Regions from separate parts of the Homo sapiens genome. Here region 2 is linked to region 1. The links are chromatin loops, found by intact Hi-C in ENCODE. Cell type or tissue: CD4-positive, alpha-beta T cell. All regions are shown on one strand.

The links. Peaks named below come from ENCODE experiments on the same cell type or tissue, not always from the same donor. Only the 100,000 strongest peaks of a DNase experiment are listed, where the experiment ranks them.
Region 2: it touches region 1 in a loop (7-fold over the local background); 1 of 110 quality-filtered maps calls a loop at or near these places.

Annotation. Positions count from the first base shown.
Region 1 is chr3:111,620,189-111,622,688 of GRCh38, reverse strand. The region is part of intron 8 of CD96 (CD96 molecule); the gene reads right to left. Among named protein-coding and RNA genes, the nearest start is that of ZBED2, 26 kb to the right of the region's middle. In CD4-positive, alpha-beta T cell, a CTCF peak has its summit at 1,004 (motif pointing left); a DNase peak (open chromatin) is centred at 948.
Region 2 is chr3:112,489,131-112,491,630 of GRCh38, reverse strand. All of the region lies in intron 1 of BTLA (B and T lymphocyte associated), which reads left to right. Among named protein-coding and RNA genes, the nearest start is that of BTLA, 9.1 kb to the left of the region's middle. In CD4-positive, alpha-beta T cell, no CTCF peak of the experiment used is centred here; a DNase peak (open chromatin) is centred at 1,510.

The sequences.
Region 1 (2,500 bases):
CAGTATGATAGCCAGTATGTTCATTCATCCTCAAGCTTTAGTTGGTAGTGAATGGCAGCCAGCTTTCCTGGTACCTCAGTTATGTGAAAGGACATGCCTTAAATAGAGAACATGGGCAATCAAATCAAATGAATAAGTTGGCATTGTGGTTAATGCATTTATAAGTAGTTCACATCCAGAGGTCATCAATGATAACCTTTTTTTGCAATGCAGCCTATCAATGAACTACAAAAAGATACTTACACACCGTGGCTTCATGATTAAAAGAGTCATACATATAAAATACTTAGAAGAGTGCCTGACATGTAGTAAATGCTAAAAAGTATGTCTTAGAATCTGTAAAATAGGTCACTTGCAGTTTAGCAGATGTTGATAATACAAGCATATTCTAACTATAGGCCACTTGAATCTCCTGAGGAGTTCCACAATTACCCCATTTACCTTGGTCTTTCTGGAAGAAAGTTGATCTAAGGTAACTAATTCTTTCTTCCCCAGGCCTGGCCCAAGTCAAGAACTACATTCCAAAGTGTTGCACTAGAAAAGGGCTAATAGTCAGAAATACAGAGTGTGATAGTAGGCTGGGGCATTAGCTTTGTGGTAGGGTAATAACTTCTCACTGGCAGAATCACCTACAATTCTTCTCCTCTGCCATCCCACTGAGCCATCAGTACCAGATTCTTGTGCGGTAATTGTAACTTCTAGCTCACTGCCTCCCACCATTCATCAAAGGCTGTATTAATAGAAAAATTGCACAAGATTGACTACCTAAAGCATATATGATGCTTTTGTAGATTGCTTTGAACTGAGTATTGGAACTACATTCCTAGTCACTGTGGAATTGCTCTTATATAGTACTGAGGATTTTCCCATTGGCTGACACTAGATGACAGTCTAATACGATGCGGGGAGGGGTCGCCATTGTTCACTTGCAGTGAGAAAGTCCCTGGGACTGTGCTCCACCACGCCCTCTAGAGGAGGGCCCAGGCAGTCTCTGCATTAAGAGCGGCTGTGCTTCTGGACAACTGCCTTGTTATACCATTTTACAAACCTATGGATCACCAAGTGATTTATAATTTTATTTCTGTCATTAAGAAGACTTTGCTTTTGTTCTCTCTGCAGCAATTCCTTCAGTTACCTCTTTTCAAAATTCTGTATTGTTATGTATTTTTAAAGTTACTTCATATTCCTTTTGGGACAAGACAAGGTAAAAATTATATAGAAGAAAATAAATAAATTAGGTATAAGTAATTTGAACACTGTGAGATACTGAGAGATATGATAGGCTCTTCCTAATGAATAAAGATGGTTCTTTCCTCCTTCCTCCCCTACCTTCTCTCTCTCATGCTGAGAATTAACCTCCAAAAGTATTTGCTGAGAGACTTGGTAAGTAAATTCAAAGGAATTGTTCTTAACAGTGGTGCTATGATAACAATTGTCATAATGAGGATGATGAAAAAGATCTAGGAAATAAACATCAAAGAACTTAATATTTATTTGTAAACTACATGACCACTACCTAGAAATCTCAGTCTAATAAGCAACTGCCAGCAGCCTTTAAAAATATATCTTACCTGCAAGCAACAGACACTTTCCTATGCCAGCCTGGTTGCCCACACTGGGTGCTGGCACTGACCAGGACATGTGATTTAATTCTGGCAGGAATCACAGGAATCCTGATGAAGTATAACTTGATTGGGAATTTCATTTATATTAAAATGACTGATTAAATGTTCTCTTCTGGAGGTCAGAAAATAATGTGACATAAATCATTTCTCAAGGGTTACTGCAGGAGAAGGAGAACTCACTCATTTGATTCTACCTATTATGTTATTTAGGGACCTTGTTGGGGGAGAAACATGCCTCAGGGATGCATGCTGCCTTAATCCTTGTGTGACTATGTCTCTGCCCCAACTTAGACATCTATGTTGCTTTACCCTTCTCACACACAGTGCTGTGGAGTACATTGAGGGCTGAATACATGCCAAGTGTGGGGAACAAAAAGATCAATGATACCTAGTCTCCTAGTCTCTTTCCCCAGGGAGCACAAAGTTATTTCGCTCCTATTGGTCTCCAGCTGAATTTTCTTTAGACTTTCACTTGAGGGTCTGAACCAACTTGACAGGTTATTGGGATAATGACCCCTTTACTATGGGACCTCACTCATTATGTAGAAGTCAGAGTTAAAGTCTTTTAGAGAACTATGTAGTTCCTAGATAAATTAAATCTACCCCTCTCTCTCCCACTTTACACTGTGGTTCAAGGTTAAGGCCCCTTCACATTCCATGACCTGATCTCTAAAAACCTTCACATAGTCCTCTCTTGATACTCCCTGCATACATTTTTTTTGTTTGTTTAACCAACATTTGAGAGTCTCTAAATTTCAGGCACTGTGCTTGGCACTGGGAATACTGCTCTCCTGGAGTTTAAGTTCATGAAGGAGATGGACATCAACCAGACGATCACATAAGCCAATTCAAATGCTAGAACATATTAAAGCAGG
Region 2 (2,500 bases), 870 kb before region 1:
CTCATTTGCTTTCACAACAACCCTACTGGATAAGAGCTTGTGCTTTGGAGTTAGCCACACCTGGGTTAAAGTCCTAGCCTTGACTCTTCCTCCTACCAGCTGGTGATCTTGGGCAAGTGGCTTATATTCTCTAATACCCAGTTTCCTCAACTTAAAAAAATAAAGGCCATAATAGTAATTCCCTCATAAAATCATTGTGAGGGTCAAATGAAACAATACATGTTTGGTATCTAAAAGTGCCTACCTCATAATAAGAACTTTGAAAATATTAGTCATATTCTTTTTTTCCTCGTGTTAAGATGGATCTAGGTTGGGTCTACAGTATATAGATAATGTGAGGTGGAGTGTACCTGTGGGCAAGTGGCAAAGAATGTGTAGCAGTGATTCTAGAGGTGATCTCCTAAATGTAACTTAAACTTTCCATTGGGCATCTGACCTCATGACCTCTAAGGTTCTCTTCTTGTTCTACTCTTAAATATCTCAAGGAGAGGAAATGACATGGGGACTTTGTAAGCTTTGCTAAATGTCGGAAAAAGCAATGACAAATACTAGAATGACTGATTTTAGACAAAACAAGTTCAGAATTATTTCAAACATGATAAAATCAAGAGATACAGAGCTTAAAGTCTTCAGTGGCTCAATACAACTGCATTGAAGAGATCAGTCTTCAAATTTACTTGCCAAATAGTCATACTACACTAACAATGAGAAATTCTAACTGTAGAAGAAATTGCTTTAAAGTGTGCTAATACCATATGAAAGTAAACTTAAAGAAAAATTTCATAAATGAATATAAGAAGATATGTTTTTATAAGAAGGGGATTTTTAAGAGGAAATAATAATAAAAGATGATTGTGAAAATGCTCTCAATTTTCTTGTTTCATGGTTGCTTTTTTTTTTTAAATAATGGGCATAAATGTAGATTTATGCCCTGTGTATTCTTGGCATTAATACTTTCCAGTTCCATTTTTGTGAAGGAAATTTTACATTGTGTGTGTGTGTGTGTGTGTGTGTGTGTGTGTGTGTTTACCCAGGGAGAAAATGGCTCTTCTTGTCTAAAGAGCAATATCAGGTGATATCCACAGAGAATAAGTTAAATCTACTATTGCATACTACATCCTTGTCTGTGATCTGTATTGTCTATGATCTGTATCTTTAGTGTTGTTTTTCAGGAAAGACATATGTAAATAAACTTTCATTTTACAGAAGGGACTGAGGGCCAGTCAGTTTTCACTGTACTCGTGAGAACAATCACAGGGTTTTCCTTAAAGTAACAATAGTCACTTTTACAAAAGAAGCTCTGATTTTAACATATGTTTGTGTGTGTCATACTTACTTAATTTTCTCCAGGTATTCCTAGTACTTCTGAGAATATCTGACTTATGGAGTGGTTTATTTACCACAGAGTTAAAGTAATACCTTTAATAGACATTACATAATACATTAAATGAATACTTTCTATATGAGGTGGAACTCCCCCACCCTAACCTCATGTCACCACATTTCTGATTTTGTGAGTGTATGTGAGCTAGTTTATGATGGGAAAGTATGCTACCTGGGTTTTCTGATGTCGTCCGTGTGATTTCCCAAGGTATGCAAGTCAATGTCCTCCCAAGATCCTTGAAGTATGGTTCCATGGCTGCTATTGCTGTGTGTGGATTTGCCCTGACTATGTACAAACCACTGCCTTATGGGATCCCTAAACTCTAATTTCAAGGGAAGATTTGAGAGACAGATTATTTCCCTTCCCTGGTGGCCATCATCTCTCCCCTCCTCTCTACCATTCCAGCCTTCTAAAGTAAGGCAGAACATACCATCTGGATGCCTTTTTGCTCCTGAGTGTAAAGACTTCATTCCTTCTGTAGCCTCCCCAGCATGCGTCTGAAGTTTTGGTTTGCTTGTTGTTTGTCTGTGATAGTATTTTCTGATAGAAGCTAAAATCCTGGTTGATGTCACAGAAAATTATTGGTTTATTATACCGTTAGTAATCATTTTAGTTTCTCAAAAAATCATTTGTTTAATTTCTATGTTAAACTCTGACACTTTCTTAGCTCAAGTTAAGGCAATCTGCATTCATTACAGTCATTCATTTATTTGAATGGTTGCAACCACTTTGAAGTTTCCATAAATTTGTAAGAATTTTTCAATGGAGACATAGTGAAACTCAGGTGAGATTTTCCTCATGATAATGGTTATAATCAAAACATATGGTATTTAAAAATAAGAAATAATGATATTTTATAAAATATTCATAATCATAACCCTCTTTTTTTTTAAATGGCTGATTGGTTTCAAAAATTACCTACTCTCTTCAGCTCAGCAACTACACTTGCTCAGCTGGGAGTTACGAGACTATACAGTTGTTTGTGGCTGGCACTCCTTTCTGATCAGCTGATCTGTGTAGCTGGATGGCCATGGAGTGTCACTTGTTAAATATTTTTAATATCCACCCCTGAGTGGACATAAATCAGGCCTTTTCAAACTGAATACTTGTAAAGTC